Linked DNA regions of Homo sapiens: region 1 is linked to region 2. The links are chromatin contacts, found by Hi-C or POLR2A ChIA-PET in ENCODE. All regions are on one chromosome and are shown on one strand. The core of a region is the stretch at or near the end of the contact, and the rest is flanking DNA. Distances in the headings are between cores, read along the strand shown. Region 1 holds the start of EIF4A2 (eukaryotic translation initiation factor 4A2). Region 2 holds the start of DVL3 (dishevelled segment polarity protein 3).

The links. A loop is a pair of places that touch in the nucleus more often than their neighbours do. ChIA-PET counts read pairs that join two places held with the same protein, here RNA polymerase II (POLR2A). Pooled maps may share reads with other maps.
Region 1: a loop to region 2 is called in a map of gastrocnemius medialis, with 7 times the contacts of the local background. The contact joins the promoter of EIF4A2 here to the promoter of DVL3 in region 2. A Hi-C loop is called at or near these places in 1 of 168 maps with a recorded cell type or tissue (gastrocnemius medialis) and 2 of 50 pooled maps. POLR2A ChIA-PET finds 5 or more read pairs at or near these places in 2 of 52 experiments (GM10248 and activated CD4-positive, alpha-beta T cell).

The regions. Positions count from the first base shown.
Region 1 is chr3:186,781,087-186,788,311 of GRCh38, forward strand. It overlaps EIF4A2 (eukaryotic translation initiation factor 4A2), which reads left to right and starts at 2,491. Exons shown (of 11, transcript NM_001967.4): 1 at 2,491-2,553; 2 at 3,346-3,391; 3 at 3,478-3,610; 4 at 3,876-4,015; 5 at 4,797-4,965; 6 at 5,078-5,187; 7 at 5,416-5,559; 8 at 6,041-6,178; 9 at 6,409-6,498; 10 at 6,717-6,796. The coding sequence starts at 2,525. SNORD2 (small nucleolar RNA, C/D box 2) reads left to right here and starts at 3,710; the gene lies at 3,710-3,779. SNORA63B (small nucleolar RNA, H/ACA box 63B) reads left to right here and starts at 5,237; the gene lies at 5,237-5,361. It overlaps MIR1248 (microRNA 1248), which reads left to right and starts at 5,586; the gene lies at 5,586-5,691. It also overlaps SNORA81, SNORA63 and SNORA4. RefSeq lists an enhancer at 3,167-3,396.
Region 2 is chr3:184,152,796-184,158,951 of GRCh38, forward strand. DVL3 (dishevelled segment polarity protein 3) reads left to right here and starts at 2,582. Exons shown (of 15, transcript NM_004423.4): 1 at 2,582-3,001. The coding sequence starts at 2,841. RefSeq lists a silencer at 2,479-2,828 and enhancers at 3,166-4,043, 4,044-4,919.

The DNA of each region.
Region 1 (7,225 bases), core at 1,241-3,740, 2.6 Mb after region 2:
TCAACACAAAGCATATTTTTTATTATTTATTTATTTTTAGACAGAGTCTTGCTCTGTCACCCAGGCTGGAGTGCAATCTCCGCCTCCCGTGTTCAAGCGATTCTCCTGCCTCAGCCTCCGGAGTAGCTGGGACTACAGGCGCACACCACCACACCCAGCTAATTTTTGTACTTTTAGTAGAGACAGGGTTTCGTCATGTTGGCCAGGATGGTCTTGATCTCCTGACCTCGTGATCTGCCCATCTTGGCATCCCAAAGTGCTGCGATTACAGGCATGAGCCACCGCGCCCGTCTGAAAGCATATTCTTTTAAGGTTTTGTTATTGTTTTTCCATGTAGCACTGACAGATTTGTACTAATTCTTTGCTTCTCTGGTTGCTAGATAGCTTTAGAATTGTCAGCTGAGGCTCTTGAAGAGCAAAACTAAACTACCTTAGTTGGCTTAGATAGGGAAATAATCTGACTTTTAGGATTATTTGCAGTATAAATGATTTCAAACACTAAAGGTTGACAAAGAAGCATTTATAGTTCACTGAGAAGGCTATCTTATTTCAGATTCCAGGTAAGCAGAATCACTTAAATTTAAAAGAGCACGCTCTGTGTTGATATGCAAAACTTTGTTAAAGTATACGTTTTGATCTTTAATTCATTTATTAGTTACAAATGTTATTTACTATTTAGTAAGCACACGCAAATGTGGTAATCACTGCATTTATTAGGAATACACTGTAAGGTTACAGGCAGTGTGGGTGTGGATTTTGACTGTATTTGAAGTTTTCTTACCTTGAAACTTACTTAGCACTTGTAAACCTATACCATAGAGTTTAGCCTTTATTTCCTCTTAAGAGACTTGAAAATCCTACACCATCTAGTGTAGTGCTAATCCTAAAGAAAACAACCAACGATTAAGTGTTAATTGTTGATTGGTATCACCCTATGATCAATTGTTTTCACCCTAAGGCTCAAGTGAAACCAAACGGTTGGTCACTTTTTCGATTTAGTATTTTTTCAATTTCTTAGATCTCAGGATATTTTTAGTAGATTTTGGATGAGACAACAAGGATGTCTGACGACCATCATTCTCAGAAAATATCTGGCATCACCTCAAATCTGGATTTCGAACATTACAGAGGGATGAATGAGGAGCAGTACCACTGGACTGAGGGCCTGGCCCACTTTGCCATCTTGGTATTCTTAATCTTTGTCCTAGTTCCTGGCACGATAAGAATTTTCAAATAAATAAATAATTTTTGTATTAAAAAAGTAGTATTTAGAACCGAATATCTTCTATAATATAGAAAATTGAGTCAGCTTTCCCAGTAATGATTCTTTAAGTTGGCCTTCTGAAATATGAGAAAATGTTACCCTGATAGTCTCGATGATATTTTGCACCATGGGTAGGGTTGTATTTTAAAGTTAAATGACTACATATATTGTTTTTTGTTTTTGTCGAGAGACCTGAGATGGGGCTAATTGAAAACGTCTGGAGCTTAAAGACCCGTGCAGTTTACGCAGCAAGGATATTATTGCTCTGAATTTCAATAAATCAACATTTCACTATATATCGGCAAAGTCTACAGCCTTTAAAAAATGACCAATATAGACGGAATCAAAACCGATGTAGTCCCAAAGCGGCACAGAGCTGTATCTGCCAAAGCGTCCATTTAAATTCGTGCGTTCCAAGGAAAATTACTGCTTAGTTTCTATCCATTTGCAAAAGTTTATGATTTTTTTCAGGCATTCCTCACACCTGTTAGGTTAAAATCAGTAACACTCTTAAAAAGAAAGCGAGAGACCGGAAATGATATGAGAATAGAATTGGCCACTCCAGAGACATCTGCAAATGACACTCCATTTTTCCTTCTCGCGCTGCAAAATGTACCGGTAAACCGGACTTCCCGGGACTCGCTGGGTGGCCGACATTTTCCCTAGCAGGAATTTTACGTTTCCAAGATCTGAATGGATGTTAACGGTCGGGCTAAATGCCAGGCAGGTCTTCATTGTGGAATTAAACAGCGGTGGGAGCAAGCGGAATAACCGAGTTCCCCTCCCGCACCTGAGTGCCGGCAGCGAGCCGCGAGCCGGGACCTGTCACCCGCGGGAAGCCCCGGCCGCCCGACGAACAGCATCTCCGGTTTCCGCCTCCGGCTCCGGCGCGGCTCCCCCGGCCCGCCTCTGCGTCAGGGACGCGGAAACCCCGTAGGAGCAGGGCGGGCGGGGAAAGCGAGGTTTAACTAACTCCGCAGCTATATTCTTCCGCCGCGAGGTAAAGAGTCCCAACCCAACCCCGGGCCCTAGGATTTCCAGCGACCCTGTAATATCGAGAAATTACCACATTTGGGTTTTTCTACCAACTTGCTTAGGATTTTATCCGAGGTAACGACCCCAGGATCACAATTTTGTAGCTGACCGAAGCACGGCGAGAAAATTCCTCCGCAAGAAACGGGTTCCGGCCACGAGCCTATAAAAAACGGGTGGTTGGGCGCCGCTGTCTTTTCAGTCGGGCGCTGAGTGGTTTTTCGGATCATGTCTGGTGGCTCCGCGGATTATAACAGGTATGCAGTCTGTTGGCGGTCGCGGTCTGTAGTGAAGGTCATAGGGCGCCAGGGGAGATGATAGTGGATGGCACGGAGGCAAAAACTCTAAATTAATGGACGTTTTCTTAGGGTACAGCACTCCTGTGCCCTTCCAGAAGCTTCCATGATGGGTAGGGCCCGGATTGTGGGGAGATAGGACGGTGGTGCGAAAGCAGTGGCTAAAGGGCGTTTTTCCTCTCTAAGACATTACGAAACTTCGGCTGCTTTCCTTCCCAGTGTAGAGCACGGGAAACATGGAGTAAAAAGCCGTGGCGCAGTCCGAGTTCGGTACACTGTAACCAGGACCCGAAGCTTTATTTTCGGTCATCCACACGAGTTGGGGGAGGGTCCTAGGCTTTACTTGGGGAAGGGTTGGAGGCAGCGGTCTCCACTCGGCCACGGCGCGGAGGCGACGGGACAGGACCGGTGCCGGTGAACCGTTGGCATCGCCCTCGCCAGGCCGCTCCGCCCGCGTCAATCACCCGGCTTGCGCATTGTTGGGGGCGGAGTTCGGCGCTCCGAGCTCTCGCGAGACGCTCCGCAGTTGAAACGGGATCGCCATGCGCTCGGGCCTGGGGGGCTGCCTTTCCGGGCATCCGCAGGCCCCAACCTTTAGGGAAGGCGCACAGTGTGGATATTCGCCCTGAGGCTGCTGCTTTAGCTTGTGCAGGGGAGGCTAACGTGCTGAGACGGGTTGCAAAGGGCTATGCGCTTAAGGTGCAGTTGAGGTGGCCTGGAAGGGGTGTCTGACTGCAGTATTCTTGTCAGCAGAGAACATGGCGGCCCAGAGGGAATGGACCCCGATGGTGTCATCGAGGTAAGAAACGGTTGTGGATCTTGAAGCTTTGGAAAGGTGAGTGTGTTCATCTCATTTATGCGTGCATTATTTTTTCTAACTTACAGAGCAACTGGAATGAGATTGTTGATAACTTTGATGATATGAATTTAAAGGAGTCTCTCCTTCGTGGCATCTATGCTTACGGTTTTGAGAAGCCTTCCGCTATTCAGCAGAGAGCTATTATTCCCTGTATTAAAGGTAAAAGAAACTGGCATTTTTAGGAAATTGTTCTACATAGACATGAACCATAAAAGGGAAAGTAACCTCTGGGGGACTAGCACCTGTTTGTATTCCTTAAAGTGAAATGATGGCAATCATCTTTCGGGACTGACCTGAAATGAAGAGAATACTCATTGCTGATCACTTGATTATTTGGGCATAATGTTCCAAATGGAATACATGGTGTGAAGTAGAAGTGACAATTTGATGTGGGATCGGTAAATGTGTATCCTACTTTTTTTAGGGTATGATGTGATTGCTCAAGCTCAGTCAGGTACTGGCAAGACAGCCACATTTGCTATTTCCATCCTGCAACAGTTGGAGATTGAGTTCAAGGAGACCCAAGCACTAGTATTGGCCCCCACCAGAGAACTGGCTCAACAGGTATTGATAGTGTAGTTCAAAAAAACTGCTTGCGTGTTGCATAGGTTTCAGGTTTCACAACTGTGAAGAATTTAAAACTTAGTATAAATTGGTCCTACCAGATCCCTCCTTTTAATTGTCCATGCATGCAGGGAGTTTTTGTTGAAAGTTTTAAAAGAACTGGGTATGCAGGTATGGTTTGTAGGGTTGTATACTAATAGATTGAGAATCCGAAGCGCTCTCTTGGATGTACTAGATCTGTCCCCATTTTTTAAGTTTGAATGCAGTTGTGCAACATGAAAACTGCAGTGACATGTTACCATTTGACTGTCTCCGTAGTTCGTGATGCATCTGTTGCATGCTATGTTTTCAAAGCTCACTGCTATATTGGCTTTGAAGTAAACCTTCCTAATAAAGCTGTAGGCTTTATTGAGGTCAGGATTATATAAGGCACAATACCCTCTGGGGGAAAAAAATCATTTGCCCTAGCTGTAATTACAGAACATAAATTTCACTACGTACTCCCTACCTACAGTGAAGAATAATGTAGGAAACGTTATTCTTGGATTGTCTAGCTGATGCGTGGAGCAGCAGCATCCCAAGTTTGACAAGGCATAAGAAAGACATTAAGGGAATTTTACCTTGCAGCAGTTAGGTCGTCTGCATTTTAAGCTTGGAAGTAGTTTTGTGCTGTGCATGCATAAAAGCTGTTGGCAGACCAGATTATATTTGCCTTTATGCTTTAAAAATTAGTCATTGATCCTGGAGTTCTGCGGAATAATAATTAAGGCTTGGGTTTTAGATCCAAAAGGTAATTCTGGCACTTGGAGACTATATGGGAGCCACTTGTCATGCCTGCATTGGTGGAACAAATGTTCGAAATGAAATGCAAAAACTGCAGGCTGAAGCACCACATATTGTTGTTGGTACACCCGGGAGAGTGTTTGATATGTTAAACAGAAGATACCTTTGTAAGTATTGTCTTTAAGAGAGTATTTTTTTTAAAACTGTTAACATAGTTGAAAAGTCAAATTGTATCACTGAGTAGATCTAGAAATGACAGTATGACTTTGTTTCTAACAGCTCCAAAATGGATCAAAATGTTTGTTTTGGATGAAGCAGATGAAATGTTGAGCCGTGGTTTTAAGGATCAAATCTATGAGATTTTCCAAAAACTAAACACAAGTATTCAGGTAAGCATTACTTCACCCCCCTCTTAAAGGTAGAGATGGGGTTTATTTAATGCAGGTACTGTTACAATACAACTGATGTGTTTTGTTGTCGTTCCCCCTGCTTAAAGCACTTGATGCATAACTCTGTCTACCTTCATTCCGTAGTAAGACAGAGACGCTTGGCTTCAGACATTTTCCTTTGGGTATTAATGTGTAAGTTGTGCTACAACATAATTTTCTCTTTTTAAGGTTGTGTTGCTTTCTGCCACAATGCCAACTGATGTGTTGGAAGTGACCAAAAAATTCATGAGAGATCCAATTCGAATTCTGGTGAAAAAGGAAGAATTGACCCTTGAAGGAATCAAACAGTTTTATATTAATGTTGAGAGAGAGGTAACTGTCTGATTGTTAGACATTATTTTACCTTCTTGTATAAGCACTGTGCTAAAATTGCAGACACTAGGACCATGTCTTGGTTTTTGCAATAATGCTAGCAGAGTACACACAAGAAGAAAAGTAACAGCACTAGATTGTAAAGACTGGGGTGGACCTCTTTCTTAATGTCCAATGTCCTTTGTCTTAAGATTTGGTGCAATATCTCATTAGACCTAACAGAATGAAGTTAATTTTTATAATTTCTACGTTTTGAGACTGGGTTATGAGACTGGCTAAGACTGGCCAATTTTGGTATTTTGGGTAGAGACAGTTTCACTTTCTTGAAACCCTGGTCTGGTTGGAACTCTGGGCTCTAAGTGCTAGGATCCCAAAGGGCTGGGATTACAGGCATTAGCACTGTGGCTGGCCCAGAATGAATTTTTAACTGAAGAGTTGGAAAAACTAAATGACTGTTAACTTTAACTTCTAAACATTACAGGAATGGAAGTTGGATACACTTTGTGACTTGTACGAGACACTGACCATTACACAGGCTGTTATTTTTCTCAATACGAGGCGCAAGGTGGACTGGCTGACTGAGAAGATGCATGCCAGAGACTTCACAGTTTCTGCTCTGGTAAGAGGTGTTCTAAAATGTCTGGATTTCCACTAAAGCAGGATTCAGACTACAATATAGCTGCTAAGTGCTGTGTTGTCGTTCCCCCTGCTTAAAATAAAGTTGTTTCTTAACTATACCTGTCTGCTATTCTCCTGTAGCAGCCAGGGACGCTTGGTCTCATACATGTTGATTAAAATTAAATACCGACCTGACTGGTGATTCTTGAATTAAGGTTTATTAATTTGCAGCATGGTGACATGGACCAGAAGGAGAGAGATGTTATCATGAGGGAATTCCGGTCAGGGTCAAGTCGTGTTCTGATCACTACTGACTTGTTGGTAAGTCTCTTAATGCTTTTTAAAAATCTACCAAAAGTTAGCTTTTTGGGGGGCAGGTTTTTAAGTAACCTTTGCCAACTTGGGCTATTTGGAAGAGTAAAAGACCACACTCCACAGTGGGCTATACCACTTAGTATAGTTCGCTACTATTTTGTGGCCTACATGACAGGTGTCAAGTTTTTTTGAATCAATTTTTAAAACATGCCATTGTGTTTCAGGCTCGCGGGATTGATGTGCAACAAGTGTCTTTGGTTATAAATTATGATCTACCTACCAATCGTGAAAACTATATTCACAGGTGAGAAGCCAGCATCTTGGCTGTATTGAAAAAAATTCATACGTTTTTCTACTGTGATTTGTATGAAAGGTAACATCAAATCAAGGAATAGATTCAGTAAAGTCAGTAGTGTTCAGTAAGATGATGTAATTAAATTTGTACTAGGGAAGGTTGATGAGAACAAAGTGGGAAAACTTGTAAACATTGCCCAGATTGTGGACATAGGGTTTTTTTCCACAATTGTTGGTCTTACCTTATGCTTGAGCTTTTAGTGATGTTCTTGTGTCCATGTGTTTTTCTTGGTGATTTTTTCTATAGTTGGGATTTTCTTGGTGTCGCCTGGTAGCAATTTGAGTGAACCCTGGTTTAGTTATAGTGGCTTTATCCCTAAATAAATTGAATTGTACTTTGTTATATGATGTAAAAAAAGACTTTTTAAAAAATACAGGA
Region 2 (6,156 bases), core at 1,332-3,831:
ACGAGATCAGGAGATCGAGACCATCCTGGCTAACACGGTGAAACCCCATCTCTACTACAAATGTAAAAAATTAGCCAGGTGTGGTGGCAGGCACCTGTAGTCCCAGCTACTCGGGAGGCTGAGGCAGGAGAATGGCATGAACCCGGGAGGCGGAGTTCACAGTGAGCCAAGATCGTGCCACTGCACTCCAGCCTGGGCGACAGAGCAACACTCCATCTCAAAAAAAAAAAAAAAAAAAAAAAAAAAAAAAAAAAGCCGGGCGTGGTGGCTTGCGCCTGTAGTCCCAGCACTTTGGGAGGCCGAGGCAGGTGGATCACGAGTTCAGATCAAGACCATCCTGTTTAACACAGTGAAACCCCGTCTCTACTAAAAAAAACACAAAAAATTTGGCGGGCGCCTGTGGTCCCAGCTGCTCGGGAGGCTGGCGTGAACTCAAGAGGCGGAGCTTGCAGTGAGCCGAGATTGTGCCACTGCACTCCACCCTGGGCGACAGAGTGAGACTCCATCTCAAAAAAAAAAAAAAAAAAAAAAAAAAAAAGCTGTTTAAATACTATTTGACTTCCAAACATATTACTTTGATAAAAAATGTAAAGAAGGTGAAGGAAAGGGTATGAAGTGACGATATACATAAGGTGTGTGCAGGGGCTAGCAAGTGGGTTCATTTTCCTGGAGTCAAAAATTTGGCCAGGATATGAGACAAAAGGCTGTAAAAGTAGGTAGAGGTTAGATTATGGGGGGCCTTGAATAGGGATATTTGGGGGCTTTGGGGAATGTGGAAAGGTTTCTGAGTAGAAGAGGTATCTGAATGATGTTGTTATTCTAGTGTTAATTTGGCAACAGTGTATAAAATGGAGTAGAAGGAGCCCATACTTAAGACCATAGCATCCAAGGCCCTATGTAATCTGGCGGGTCTATGTTTCCAGCCTCACCTAGGACTGTTCCTTTAGTCATGATGGCCTTCTTATTCCTCAAATGTAACATGTTTATTCCTGCCTTGAGCCTGTATATTGGCTGTGCCCTCTGCCTAGAAGGCTGTCACCCCAGATCTTCTCATAGCCACTTCATCCTTGCTATTTCTAGGTCTTTTTTTCTGGAAGAAGTTTTCTCTAACCAATCAGAAACCTCTTTCTCGTTTTGTTTTGGTTGTTTTGTTTTTGTTTTTGTTTGAGGCGGAGTCTCGCTCTGTCGCCCAGGCTGGAGTGCAGTGGTGGGATCTCGGCTCACTGCAAGCTCCACCTCCCGGGTTCAAGCGATTCTCCTGCCTCAGCCTCCCGAGTAGCTGGGACTACAGGCATGCGCCACCATGTCCAGCTAATTTTTGTATTTTTACTAGAGACGGGGTTTCACCATTTTGGCCAGGCTGGTCTCGAACTCCTAACCTCAGGTGATCCACCTGCCTCAGCCTCCCAAAATGTTGGAATTACAGGCATGAGCCATTGCGCCTGGCTTCCCCTGTCACTATCCCATCACTTTGTTTTACCTTCTTCATAGCAGTGGTCACTCTGAAGTTATGTATTTACAAGCCTATGTGCTTCCCTCCAGCTGAGGGAAGGTCCTGAGAGCAGCCTTGTCTGTCTCGCTATCGCTATATCTCATGCGATATGCCTTATACACAGTAGGCCTTCAGTATTTATTAAATGAATTAAAAGTTAAGGGGTGAGGAGATCTGTGAGGAACCGGCTATACCTAGTTCTGGAGTTCTGGTTTGAGACTTACTGTCTTAGGCATGCATGCATCCACTTATCTTTTTTTTTGGGGGGGGGCGAGGGGGGATGGAGTTTCACTTTTGTTGCCCAGGCTGGAGTGCAAAGGCAGGATCTCGACTCACCGATCTCGGCTCACCGCAACCTCCGCCGCCCGTGTTCAAGCGATTCTTCTGCCTCAGCCTCCCGAGTAGCTGAGATTACATGCATGCGCCACCACGCCCGGCTAATTTTTTTGTATTTTTAGTAGAGACAGGGTTTCTCCATGTTGGTCAGGCTGGTCTTGAACTCTCGACCTCGGGCGATCCGCCCGCCTTGGCCTCCCAAAGTGCTGGGATTAGAAGCGTGAGCCACCGCGCCCGGGCCCCACTTATTCCGCATTCAACCCATTTATTAAACCACTACCTTGCAACTGGACGCTAAGGTTATAGGGAGGAATCAGAACTGGATGCTGTCCTTCTCTCGAGATCAGTTTAGTAGACTCAGTGACAGCAGTTGTGCTTCTCAAGAAACACTGAAGGGCCATGTTGAGGTCATTCTCCTCCAGGGATCCAGAGTCAGACCCACCCTCTTTCCCCAGACCATTTCTGGGGACCAAAGCAATCCCTGCATTCCACTCTTCCTGGACTGCAGAGGAGTCGCCGATCCCACTTGGGTCCGGAGTCAGGGCCTTCAGGGGTCCGGGAACGCCGCCATCCCGGTGAATCTCCCCTTCCGTTTCTAGGGACCCGGGACCGGAGCGCCGCGGCCCGGCCAGTGGGCGGGAAACCCTGCCATCTGCCGCGACGCCGGCGCCTCTCCGCGGCGGCCGGGGGCGGGGCGCGCCGGGGCGGGGCCGCGCCGGGCCGGAGGAGGGGAGCGGGCCCGGACGAAGCCCTGGGCCGGGAGGGCCGCGGCCACCGGAAGAGTCGCGGTCGCCAGTCCAGTCGGGAGAGTGGGGAGCGGAAGCGGCGGCCGCGGCGGCGGCGGGCGGCGCTGGGACCCGGTAGCGGCCGGAGAACAAGGGAGCTGGCGCCGCCAGCAGCCGCCGAGCTGGGTTGAGCCGCTGGGCCGCGCCGCGCGCCGCCGCCGTCTGGGAGGCTCGGCCCGGCCGCCCGAGCAGGCCGCGCGCGGGCCGCCGGGCCCGAGGCCAGAGCCATGGGCGAGACCAAGATCATCTACCACTTGGATGGGCAGGAGACGCCGTACCTTGTGAAGCTGCCCCTGCCCGCCGAGCGCGTCACCTTGGCGGACTTTAAGGGCGTTTTGCAGCGACCCAGCTATAAGTTCTTCTTCAAGTCTATGGACGACGATTTCGGGTGAGGATGGCCCCCGCCCCGCCTCCGGGAGCCCCGGCCGCTCTGGCTTCTAAGGGATGACGCGGTCCGTTTCGACTTGCCTCGCTACACCGGCTCCTAGCCCCGCTCTGACTTCTAGGGGCGACTCGGCCCATTTGGGCCCCTTTGGTTCCAGCCCCAGTAGCAACTCCCGTTTACCTCTGAAGAGGGGACGTTGGCCTCCCTTGTTTAAGGGGACGTCCAATTCCCCACTAGCAATCAGAGTTCCTGCCGGTGCGGTCCCCTTACCTCTTCAGAGACCAGTGGCCCACAGAGACAGACACACCCCCCCTCCACCTAGTTTCAGAGCCCGAGTCCCCCATCCTCCTCCTGCCGAGGAGCCAGAGCCACCTTTTTCCGCACAGACTTGGGTCGTGTGGCCCTCGTTCTTCGCCCCCTTCATCTTTTCAGCAGCACAGCTCCCAGCCATATTTGGAGTATGCTGCATCTGAGGGCTCTGCTGGGACTTTGAGCTGGGGGAGGGGTGTCGGGGGTGCTCGGGCGCCTGGCCGCGAGCGGGGTCTGCAGATCTGATGTTTATCTAGCTGCCTGCCCTCTCCTTTGTGGGCTGTTGTGGGTGTTGTCACCGGAACAGAGAGCCTGACCCCTGCGGAGTAGTCCTCACTGACCCAGGTGCTGATCTTTCCTCCAATTCGGGCTTTTTTCCTCCAGTTGGTGGCCAGTGGAGAGACGTTAGGAAGGGCCTGGGGCCTGGGTGGGATAGCCAGGAAGAGTTTCTTGGTGTTCTCTATCTTCCCCTCCCTGGTGGGGTCTTCCCTTCCACCCAGCTGCAGAGATCTGGACAGGCACAGTTTGGAAGCAGTCACTTTCCCTTTAAGAGGGGATGGAATGTTGGAGCCGGAAGGTTCTGAAGCAGCTGGCCTGGGAAGAGGGGGGCCTGGCTGATCCCCCTCGAACCCCCCCAACTCCCAGGAGACTGGGGGAGGGGGAGGCGCCCACACTTGCCTGCCGCCTCACTAACTGGGCGCTGGGCCTGGAGGCGGTGGGGAAGGCCCCTCCAGGCCTGAAGGCTGCCTCTCCAGCCCTAGCCTGAGGCCTGCACTGCTCTTTGGAGCTGAGGCCCCACAGCCAAGAGGAGACATTCTTCTCCCCAGTGTTCATCTGTCTGGCTTCTCTCCCAAGCCCCTGGCCCACCTAGCACTAGGAAGCAAGCACCTTCTGTCTAATGCCTGGCATGTTTTGCTGTCACCTTCTGCCCTGGAACTCAGGGTTGGATGAGCCCCTGAAATCATGTGTGTGAGAGTGCTTTGTACAGTGGGCAGTGCTTTGTAGATTCTAACTATTCTTGTTTCTGTTGTTGTTCCTGCCCTGGGGTGGGGTGCTCCTGGTGTGATAATGATTGTCTGCCTTCAGCCCAGAGACAGACACCTCTAATTGGAAGATTCTGAGGAGGGATGGATCTAGAAGGGGTCTGGGTGAGGGGGTGGATACTTTGGCCTGGCAAGAGAAGAATAGGGTTAGAAGGGATCAAGCTACTGCCTCCACATAAGGAATGGGGGAAGATGAGCCAGAGTCCAGTGCCCTGGGGCCACCTCAGATCCAGATGCCTTGAGGGACTAAGATAGGCTGTCTCTCCACCCTGTACTTATCTCCAGACCCACTGGACCTGGCCCCTGCCTCCTAAGCCTGGACAACTCTGGGCTGCTCTCCCAATCCCAAGGCCTAACTGCAGTTTTAAGAGGGCCCCCATTACATCCAGTCACTGTTACTTAATATTTTTCTTTAAATCCATTGTCAGTCCACTTACTGTTTTTCTTAGCTTGAACCAAGCAATAATATGAAACCATAGGTCTGACTTTTCTGTTTATATTTCTTTCTAAAATATGTTTAACATAAATATTTAATGATTGAACTAAGCAATGTTAATCTGTGTGCCACCTGAAGCCATCTTGCAAACATCAGTGGTACTTGAACCAAAATCAGAGTTGGACCATTTTAGCAGGGTTGAAAACAGTATTAAAAATGAAGTGGAGGAGATGGATTCTGTTTGTATCCCCAGAAGGATAAATGAGCAGGGGAACTGATAGAGCTGTCTTGTCACAGAGGACTAATAGCTGAAGAGCATATATATATGTTTCATTTATTTAACACACGCCTTTTATGCTTAGTGTGCCAGGGACTAATCTAAATGCTTTTCAAATCTTCACTCATTTAATCTTCGAAACAGCCTTATGAAATAGATAGCGTAATAGTATCTCTAGTTTACAAATGAAACTCTGTCAGGCATGGTGGCTCACACCTGTAATCTCAGCAATTTGGGAGGCTGAGGTGGGAGGATTGCTTGAGGCCAGGAATCTGAGACCAGCCTTGGCAACATAGCAAGACCCCATCTCTACAAAAAAATTTTTTAATTAGCCAGGCATGATGCTTTGTGCCTGTAGTCCCAACTTGGGAGGCTGAGACAGGAGGATCACTTGAGCATAGGAGTTTGGGGCTGCAGTGAGCTGTGATGGTGCCACTGTACTCCAGCCTGGAAAATAGAGTGGGACCGTGTTTCAGAAAAAAAAAAAAAAGGAAACTAGAGCACAGAAAGCTTAAGTAACTTGCCTAAGGTCACACAGCTAATAAGAGGCAGAGCAGAGCTTGCTTTGACATCAGGAATCTGGATCCAAAAATCTAAATCCTTAATCGCACAATTTTAGGTGTCATTATTATCACCATTTTACTGATGAATCCTCTCCGAGGGAGGTGGTAAGCCTTGGAAAACTGTAGAGGTGACAAGGCCACCATTTCTCCGAGCCCCACAAGAGGAAGGTCAGGCGGAGGTCAGTGACCCTAGAGGAAGGAAAGTGGGTCAGAGGAGGAAGGCTGCTGTCTCTCCAGTTTCTCCACTCCTGGCTCAGCCTTTGAGGTGCTAGTTGTGAGGCTCCTCAAGTCCCATCTGGTCTACAAAAGTATTTGTCAAGCTCAGGGTAGGCCCAGCCATCTTTTTAAATTTTTTTTCTTTTTTTTTTTTTTTTGAGGAGTTTTGCTCTCGTCACCCAGGCTGGAGTGCAGTGGCGCAATCTCGGCTCACTGCAACCTTCGCCTCCCGGGTTCAGGTGATTCTCCTGCCTCAGCCTCCCAAGTAGCTGGGATTACAGGCATGAGCCACCATGCCTGGCTAATTTTAGTAT